2 separate regions of the Homo sapiens genome follow, and region 1 is linked to region 2. The links are chromatin contacts, found by Hi-C or POLR2A ChIA-PET in ENCODE. All regions are on one chromosome and are shown on one strand. Each heading gives the region's core, a stretch centred on a gene start or an enhancer-like site at or near the end of the contact. The rest is flanking DNA. Distances are from core to core; before and after follow the strand shown. Region 1 overlaps MICU1 (mitochondrial calcium uptake 1). Region 2 has its middle 34 kb from the start of DNAJB12.

Region 1 (4,994 bases), core at 853-3,352, 240 kb after region 2:
CTGACAGAAAAACAAGGACACTTGATAATTGACTTGTGATGCATGACTTTTGTTCAATTCACCTCTATCAGAAATGGATTTGGGTATAGAGAAAACACATTTAATAATTTCATCTAGGCTGGGCATGGCGGCTCATGCCTATAAACCCAGCACTTTGGCAGGCCGAGGCAGACGGATCACCTGAAGTCAGGAGTTCGAGGCCAGCCTAGCCAACATGGTGAAACTCCATCTCTCCTACAAATACAAAAATTAGCGGGGCATGGTGGTGCATGCCTGTAATCCCAGCTATTGGGAAGCTGAGGCAGGAGAATCGCTTGAACCCAGGAAGCGGAGGTTACAGTGAGCCAAGATCATGCCATTGCACTCTAGCCTGGGCAACAGAGGGAGACTCTGTCTCCAAAAATAAAAAAATTACTTCATCTAACATATGAAACCAGACAGAAGATCCAGATTTTACAAAGAACTCTTCTTGCAAACACAAACCACAAACACACAAAACGCAGAAATAACTCAAATTATCTTGTTGCATTATTAGCTATAGTTTAGCAACTGAACGCAACTCCCTGAATTTTAACCTTGACATGCAAAATGTCTAAGAAATCCATCCTTTTCATTGTTCATCACTCATGTTTGCTGAACTCAAATACCTGATATCATAGGAACTGCTGTAGTGGAACTGAAACTTCGCTGAGGCAAAGCTACATAACAGCAGGTTGTGTTAATTACATAAAATCTTTTTTTTTTTTTTTTTTTTTTTTGAGACTCAGTCTTGCTTTGCCGCCCAGGCTGAAGTGCAGTGGCACAATCTCAGCTCACTGCAACCTCCACCTCCCGGGTTCAAGCAATTCTCCTGACTCAGCCTCCTGAGTAGCTGGGACTACAGGTGCATGCCACCATGCCAGGCTAGTTTTTGTATTTTTAGTAGAGACAGGGTTTCATCACATTGGCCAGGTTGGTCTTGAACTTCTGACCTCAGGTGATCCACCCACCTCCGCCTCCCAGAGTGCTGGGATTATAGGCATGAGCCACCATGCGGGGCCTAATTACATAAAATCTTGATAGTCATTTGAAGTTTGTGCTGTCCTCAAAGTTACTTGGTCTTCTAGAAGTTATGTTTCCAAAGAGATTTTATTCTGTCTCTACAACCCGATATCAGAAATACCACAAAGACTCAACTTAACATATATGATAACATTTAGCATCAGGAAGATCCAGAAAAAAAGAATCACCTTAGGCAGTTGAACTGAAAGAACTAAGAAAAAATATGCTAATCATGGTTATTGGTCCTAGATCCTTTTAACTACCTCCTTTAACCTCACATTCCAAGAGTACTTTTGGCTTAGAACATGATAGAAAATAGCAAAGAAGTGATAACTTGAAAGTGAAGATGAACCATCTGAAACATATGATTAAAAAGATTGAACTGCATTATTCTACTTTAAGATATACTTCTGATCAACTTATAAGACTATGTTTCATACTTTTCTGTCTCTGAATCCAGAACGTTTCTTCTTTTTCTCTTCTGGGTGAGGGGCAAGATCTGCAGTCTTTTTCTCATGGTTACAAACATCCCCTTCATCTTTATTCTTCCCTTTATCACCGATGTCACTTTTTAGGTTGTCTACACATGGTGGAGATTCTGCATGGGCCCTGGATATGCAAAAAAGAAATCTAGATTAATCTTGAACGTCCATCATACTAGACAAATAAGCAAACAGATACAGCTTAGCAGAGCAACAGCAATGAAATTTGTCAAATATTCTACATGAAGAAGTTCCTCAAAAAATATAAAATAGAACTTCCACATGATCTCTGGTTATATATCCCAAAGAAATGAAAGGGTCTCAAATAAATATTTGCACATCCATGTTCACAGCAGCACTATGCACAATAGCTGAAAGGTGGAAACAACTCAAAAGTCCATTGGCAGATGAATAAACAAAATGTGGTATATACAGATAATGGAATATTTTTCAGCTTTAAAAGGAAAGGAAATCCTGTCACAAGCTACAACGTGGATGAATCTTGAGGGCGTTATGCTAAGTGAAATAAACCAGTCACAAAACCACAAATATTGTATGACTTCACTTACATGAGTTACCTGGAATATTTAGATTTACAGAAACAGAAAGTAGAATGGGGGTTACCAGGGGCTGAGGGAAGGGGAAGCAAGGAAGTTGCTCTTGAATAAGTAGAGTTTCAGTTTTGCAAGATGAAAACGTTCTGGAGATCTGTTTCACAATGATGTGAATACCCTTTAAACTACTGAACTGCATATTTTAAAATGGTGAAGACATGTGACAGAAGCCCTCATCCACACGTCTTCCCATTGAAACCAGAGACGATGAGCCCTTCCAGTACAAAAACTAAATGTACTAGACTTCCAGCCATAGAGCGCCTCCTTGTTCTTCATCTCACTCCAACTCTTCCCATTCTCATTCTCCCCTTGTCCCAACTGTAACTGAAAGGGTGGAATATCAAGGTCTTTAGAAAAAAATGGTTAAGATGTAAGTTTTATGTTATGCACCTTTCACTACAATAAAAAGGAACATAAATAAAGAAGAAATAGGGGACCAAAATAATATAAGTATTTCTTTTTTAAAAAATAATATAAGTATTTCTGGTAGTTGAAGCCATTGCTGCAATGATATAATACTAAAATTAATTAAATATTACAGAACTGATGAAATACAAAAAGAAGACTTTTGCTTACAGCCATAATGGAGCAAACGATAATAGATCTGACTTCCTACCAGGGCAAAAATACAGAAAATTGAACAAAATATATCAAATGACTGCTTTCAGACACTGCACAGTATGCAACTCTCTAAGAAAATGGTGGCCTGGCCAGGCGTGGTGACTCACACCTGTAATCCCAGCACTTCGGGAGGCCGAGGTGGGTGGATCACTTGAGGTCAGGAGTTCGAGACCTGCCTAGCCAACATGGCAAAAAACCATCTCTACTAAAAATACAAAAGTTAGCCGGGTGTGGTGGTGCTTGCCTGGTCCCAGCTACTTGAGAAGCTGAGGCAGGAGAATGTCTTGAACCCAGGAGGCAGAGGTTGCAGTGAGCCGAGATTGTACCAATGTACTCCAGCCTGGGTGACAGAGTGAGACTCCATCTCAAAAAGAAAAAAAAAAAAAAAAAAAGAAAAGAAAAATGGAGGCCTATAATTGCCCAGAATTTCTGTCTGGAAACATTTTCTAGACCACAAAGAGGATCCCAAGCCAAATACAGTGATCTTGCTAAACTAAAGTGACAGAGATCAAAGTTTGGAAAACCTGAGGTGCCTGGAATTGGTGAGGCAGAGGACTCAAAAGGAAAAAGTCACACAGAGAAAGAGCTCCAAAAATGTACACAGAACACTCTCGAGTATTGAGTCAACACTCAGCAGTGCATTCTTAGGATGAAACTACACAAAGTAGTTGCCAAGGAGCCACAGGCCAGTCAATTTCCAGAGCTCACAAGCAGGAAACAATCAAGCTCTACCAAGTCAGACTAGAGGAACCTCACTGAACACCCAAGGCATTTAGTAACATCCCAGAAAGATCATGCTATATTAATAGGGCTAAGATAGCTCTAGAGGCTGGGCATGGTGGCTCATGCCTGTAATCCCAACACTTTAGGAGGCTGAGGTGGGCAAGTCACTTGACCCCAGGAGTTCAAGACCAGCTTGACCAACATGGTGAAACCCTATCTCTACTAAAAATACAAAAAAAAAAAAAAAATTACCCAAAGGATCATACATCATGCTGCTATAAAGACACACGCACACGTATGTTTATTGCGGCACTATTCACAATAGCAAAGACTTGGAACCAACCCAAATGTCCAACAATGATAGACTGGATTAAGAAAATGTGGCACATATACACCATGGAATACTATGCAGCCATAAAACATGATGAGTTCGTGTCTTTTGTAGGGACATGGATGAAGCTGGAAACCATCATTCTCAGCAAACTATCGCAAGGACAAAAAACCAAACACTGCATGTTCTCACTCACAGGTGGGAATTAAACAATGAGAACACATGGACACAGGAAGGGGAACATCACACGCCGGGGCCTGTTGTGGGGTGGGGGGAGGGGGGAGGGATAGCATTAGGAGATATACCTAATGTTAAATGATGAGTTACTAGGTGCAGCACACCAACATGGCACATGTATACATATGTAACTAACCTGCACGTTGTGCACATGTACCCTAAAACTTAAAGTATAATAAAAAAAAAAAAATTAGCCATGGTGGTGCACACCTGTAATCCCAGCCGGGCATGGTGGTGCACACCTATAATCCCAGCTACTTGAGAATTGCTTGAACCCAGAGGCAGAGGTTGCAGTAAGCTGAGATCATGCCACTACACTCCAGCCTGGGCGACAGAGCAAGACTCCATCTCAAAAAAACAAACAAACAAAAATAAAAAACAGAGAGTGACAGAGTCAGAAAAACAGTAACTATGTATTTTAAGAAAGAGAAGACTGTGGCTCACTACATTTTCTCTTCTTTCCAAGGAAGTTTCCATAACTAGTGAAAAAAATTATCAGGGACACTAAAGTACCAAGGTTCCTTTGTTAATTTCACAGGGTCACCAAATTGTGAAGTCTCAGAAAGCATTCATTTTCTTTTTTTTTTTTTTTTTTTTTTTGGAGACAGTTTTTCTCTGTCACCCAGGCTGGAGTACAATGGCACAATCTTGGCTCACTGCAACCTCCACCTGCCTCCCAGGTTCAAACAATTCTCCTGCCTCAGCCTCCCAAGTAGCAGGGACTACAGGCTCACGCCCTGTGTCTGGCTATTTTTTGTATTTTTGTAGAGATGGGTTTTTGCCATGTTGGCCAAGCTGGTCTCAAACTCCTGACTTCAAGTGATCCAACCACCTTGGGCTCCCAAAGTGCTGGGATTACAGGTGTAAGCCACCGCGCCTGGCCAGAAAGCCTTCATTTTCTAAAGCTGCTATTGCTATCCCTATCCCATTATTTAAAATGTTCAG
Region 2 (4,980 bases), core at 1,129-3,628:
AGCTAAAGAGAGAAAACAGGAAGCTCTGAGAGTTAATAACAGGATCTCTACTCAAGTAACATTTATGTGGGGATCAATATGAGAAAGAGCCAATCATTTGAAGAGTGTAGGGAAAAGCATTCCGGGCAGAAGGAACAGCATGAGTGAGGGCACAGAAGTCTGAACATTGTGTGGGGTGTGTGGGGAAGTCTGAGGCTCTTCCTAATTACAGTGTAGGGGTGTAGTTGGGGGTTAAGCCATACAGGCAGGGTAGAATCAACGTGAGAAAACCCCAAATGCCAAGCCAAGAAATTCTGTAAGCAACGGGGGGCTACTCATGTCACTTAGTTTAGTAACAGCGGTTCTAAAGCTCCAGCCTGGAAAAGCCCAGAATATTAATGTTCAAGAGGAAATCTCTGCTTCAAATCAAAGGCTCTTTCTCCTGCTTGCTGGAAATTCAAAGCCTGCCCCGTGCCTCTGAGCCTTAGAGCCAGACAGGTTGCCTTATTACTGATTCCCTACAGAAACGCAGCCCAGAGAGGCCAAGAGATTTGCCCAAGTGAAACAGCAAACCAATGCCAAACGCAGAACCTCAAACCCCAAATGCCAGCCTTCAGCTCCAGCCCTAAACCTGTCCCCTTTCACCTGGAGATTCTTTCTGGCAGGCACTCAAAGCAGGTAGGTGAGAAAATGCCTTTTTTTTTTTTTTTTTTTGAGACCAGTCTAGCTATGTCACCCAGGCTGGAATGCAGTGGCAAGATCGTAGCTCACTGCAGCCTTGACCTCCTGGGCTAAAGGGGTCCTCCCGCCTCAGCCTACGGAGTAGCTGGGACTGAAGACTTGAAAATTAAATAAATTGCATTCTTGAAAATGCATGTTAACACGAATTTGTGGAGCACTTACTTACTAGTGCCAACTACGGTACCTGGCCTGGGAAATAGACCTGCCCCGGGAGGTAGACCTCCCCGAGGGCACTCCCAGTCCTGGAGCCCCCAAACTTCTTGAACTACAGAAATTCCCCTAGGACTCCCCTCCCCTGCCCCCCACTCCCCAAGTTGCTGAAAATCATGAGTAACAAAGCGGCCAGGAGTTTCCTGTCTTGCTGAGCTGGCTTACTCAATTTCCCTCGTTTGTCCGCTCAGACCAGACGGGGCAAAGGGCAGCCATCAAAGGTGTCTGGGACGAGCCCGGCGGGGTAATGGGCCGCTAGGGACTCAGTCTGGCCCGGGTCTCAGCCGGGGCAGAAGGCAGCCGGGCGAGGGCCGCGGGTGGGGGGCAGGGGGCCGGGGACAAGCAGCCCCGCCCAGGCCGGCGCGCTGTGTGCACAACGTGCAGGGCTGCGAAAGCGGATGCGGCCTGATGGGGCAATCGCTGGCAACGCGCCGCGGGTTGTCAGCGGGCGCTGGGGGGTGGGAGCCCGGCGCCGGCGGGCCCTGCCTCCAGCATTGGCCCCGCCCCCAGTTCCGCAGTCGTGGCTGGGTTTCGGGGAGGGCGCCCGGTGCGGGGGGCGCCCAGGGCCTGCGCACACGGGTAGGCCCGCGTGCCCAAGCCCCCTTGCAGCCCAGGCGCCCTGGCTCATTATCCATCCCGGCCACTGGCGTTCGGTTCCGCTCCTGTCGCACCACCCCCTCACTGCTCTGACAGATACCAGGAGCTGGTGCCAACCCGCAGACACACCTGGGCAGCCCCACGTGGGTATCGCACGCGCAGGGGCACATCTGCCCTGCCGGGTTTGGAGAGCAGTTGCAAGTCAGCCCCTGGAATGTGGTCCCGTGCCGGCTGGAGCAAGAACTGTGTAACCTCTCTGAGCCTCAGATAACTCATCTGTTAAATGGGGAGGATGATAGCATCACTGGGTTGTTGTCAGGATGAAATAAGATAGAGGCTATAGGGGCGGGTGTGGTGGCTCACTCCTGTAATACCAGCACTTTGGGAGGCCAAGGTGGGAGGATCCCTTGAGCCCAGGAAGTCAAGGCTGCAGTGAGCCAAGATCACGCCACTGCACTCCAGCCTGTGCGACAGTGTGAGACCTGGTCTCAAAAAAAAAAAAAAAAGGCTACAAAGTGTTATATCAGAGTCACTAGCACTCACCCAGTAAGTGATAGCCATGAAGATTCTTAAAGAGAAGGGAACTGGGAGCTACAAAGCCAGCTGGGCTCACAGGCTGCAACTGGGGCATGTCTGGGTTTCCGGCTTCTTTTTTCCTTCCCTGTATCATATTTATTTTTTCCTCAATATCACCCCTCATCTTTCACCCAGGGCCTGCAATATTCCTTCGTTCATTTGACACACATCGGTTGATATTTGTGCCTGCTGTGAGGCATTAAAAACTGCTTATCTGGCTGTGTGGCACCCGGGAACTTTCCCCAGGCCACACCAGCTACACCTGTGGCCTCCTCAGCCTGGGTTGCTGCCCTGAGTCACTGGAGTAGGTCACTTCCTCTCTCAGTCCCTCCATCTGTGCAATAGGGATAAGAGGCCTGGCTTCTCTCTAGTCTCCTGGGACTGTCAGGGGATGAGTCAGATAACGGTGGGGAAGGCGCAGAGAGGCAGAAAGCAGCTCTTACTAGAGCGGGGCCCATCTGGCTGATGCAAGGCTTGCACTTTGCATGTAACCCCAGCCGGTACAAACAGGGATGGCTCCGGGAAGCGTGAGGAGCAGGGGGAGCAGAGAAGTCCCCAACCCTACCCGACAGCCGGGGTGTGGGATCCAGACTGGCAGCTTAGGAGTCTGAGCAGCTGGGGCTCTGTCCAGGCTCTGCTTCCCCAGCTCTGCGAGCATGACAGCAGGTTCCTGACCCCTCTGATCCGGCTGCCTTTTCTGTCACTCAGGGGTTGCAGTACCTCCCTCACCTAGCTGAAGTTGGAAGTGAAGGTGGTAACTCCCAGAGGGAGTGGAGCCCTTCCGTGTTTCTGGGAGGGGTCTGAGGGCTGGCCGGGGGGGTCCGGGTGGGGGAGGTGGGACCAGACAGGAGGAAGGCAGCCCTGGCCAAAGGCTCAGCATATTCCATAGTCACCTCAGGCAGGGGGTTCTAGGGGCTCCTCCCAAAAGAGTCAGAGACCCCTGCACCCTCAGCCGACCCCAGGCATGACAGACCCCGCCTCATCCCACAGTGCACAAGGAGATCACACTCAGATCTGGGCCCCAGTCTGGCGTCTGCCCCAGGCCAGCTGCATGACCTTGGGCAGGTGATTGAATGTTTTTGGGTCTCCATTTTTCCACTTGTGAAATGGGGATAGCGATGCCTACTTTGTAAAGCTGTTGTGAGGCTGGGGGAAAATGAGAACGATATCAAGTGTTCACAGTAGAGGCCAGCACTGTTGTGAGCGGCAGCTCCTCTCCCTCCCCTCCCCTCCCCCTTTCCCTATCACAGGTGGGGCCAGGTGGAATGTCACAGTAAGTCCTTGGGATAGAAAGGTCTACTGACATATTCAAAGTGCCCCCGCCCCCAAGGTTTCTAGCCTGATACCATAAGCTTTGATGGCAAGAGCTCTGTTTGCTTGGGGACTTTATATGCATGATTGTATTTGACATATGACGAGGGCCATACGTGGCATCCATTATATAGATGGAAGCGGAGGCAGGAGAAGTCAAATAGCTTGTCTGGTCACATGGCTAGAAAGGGTGAGTGCCAGGATTTGAAACCAGGTCTTCCGGACTCCAGCTCATCCACCACACACCCCCTGCCTGCCTCTTGCTTTTGCCCTGGGTGTTCTCCTCTTTCCTGAGTGGCCTCTTATGATGTGGAGTCCCCGAGGCCAGGGACGGTCATGAGCATGGCTTCCTTGTCTTCCAGGGTGTGGCTCAAGCACACAGTGGGTCCTCAGTCCACCCTGCTGACCAGGGAGATGAGTCCTGGCATGAGGGAGATGACTCATGAAGCCGGGCTGGGCGAGGGTACGTGCCTGTGTCTCTGTGTGCGTGCATCTGTGTGCGTGCACAGGGAGGGGAATGAACGAGTACTGTCTGCTGGAGGCCTTCTCTCTCCAAGCTCCTACCCCATCCGGCGCTGCTCCTGAGACTCAGCCTTCAAGGGGGCTCTGAGCCTGAGAAGCAAGGGTGGGGGAGGTCTTGGCCATCTCCCTCCCTGGCCTAACGCAGGGCCTGGTGGGGGCTGTGGCTGATGGCGGTTCCATGGGAAGCCAGGTCCTCCCTGGTCCAAGGGGAAGCTCTTCGGGCATCTTCCACCAGTCTAGGCCCTGCTATTTTTAGATGCTGTCCCCTCCCCAACCCTCCCCTCCCCATCACATACCAGCTGAGGGAGGAAGTGACTCACCTCAAGCCCAGACAGGTAGAGGCAGCCTCAGTGGGCCCCGGGCAGGCCTGGTTCCTACGCTGGGGTTGCCTTCCTGGGATCACCTCAGGCCTGCCCCAACCTGGGGACAACACAGGGCTGGGATGGAGCCCAGGGCCTTTCTTGGGCTCCTCCATTCTCCATCTCACAGGACCTAACAGGCCTGGGTCTCTGATGGACTGTGGAGCCTCTGCTCAACTCAGCAGACCTCATCAGGCCTCGGACTGCACTGTGGGCCTGTGGCCGGCCTCAGCCCAGTCTGAGGGAGCCAGACAGGCGAAGGGGACTGCCTGTGGCCCCACCCTGTCTTTGTGAGTGACCAGTGTTATGGAAAGAAAAAATACCTGGTTCAGTGGGGACAGGAAAGGTGTGATGACCCTTGGGATGTGTGTCCCAGTGGAGTGGCCAGCTGTCCCAGAATGCCCAGATCTGAGGGGTTTCTGGGGACTCGGGACTCTCAGTGCTCACCAGGAGAGTCCTAGGCAAGTCAGGACGGTTGGCCACCCTGGTGCTGCATTGCAAGGTATATCCTAGCGAGAGGGCAGGTGTGGGGAGCTTGTTTTGGTTTCCTGACGGAGTCTCACCTAGTCAGGGCCGCAGGACCCAGCCCCTGGCCAGCTTGCTCTCTCAGGTCAGGGCATCACCTTGTCCATCTCAACTGGAAAGAGGCTGGGCTGGGCTGTGTGAGAACCCAGAGCCCCGGGGC

Evidence for each region. A loop is a pair of places that touch in the nucleus more often than their neighbours do. ChIA-PET counts read pairs that join two places held with the same protein, here RNA polymerase II (POLR2A). Pooled maps may share reads with other maps.
Region 1: a pooled map shows a loop between it and region 2 (5-fold over the local background). The contact joins two enhancer-like sites. A Hi-C loop is called at or near these places in 4 of 50 pooled maps. POLR2A ChIA-PET finds 5 or more read pairs at or near these places in 3 of 52 experiments (BJ, GM12878 and activated T-cell).

What each region holds. Positions count from the first base shown.
Region 1 is chr10:72,561,414-72,566,407 of GRCh38, forward strand. MICU1 (mitochondrial calcium uptake 1) reads right to left here. Exons shown (of 12, transcript NM_001195518.2): 3 at 1,482-1,650. Among named protein-coding and RNA genes, the nearest start is that of MICU1, 62 kb to the right of the region's middle. RefSeq lists a silencer at 543-652. Within about 2 kb of position 2,103, at least 3 of the 41 ENCODE cell types and tissues checked have a DNase peak (open chromatin) inside an H3K27ac peak, as active enhancers do.
Region 2 is chr10:72,318,418-72,323,397 of GRCh38, forward strand. No RefSeq gene overlaps it. Among named protein-coding and RNA genes, the nearest start is that of DNAJB12, 34 kb to the right of the region's middle. RefSeq lists enhancers at 668-717, 2,354-2,648, 2,398-2,817, 3,251-4,450, 4,413-4,462 and silencers at 1,068-1,627, 4,114-4,408. Within about 2 kb of position 2,379, at least 41 of the 41 ENCODE cell types and tissues checked have a DNase peak (open chromatin) inside an H3K27ac peak, as active enhancers do.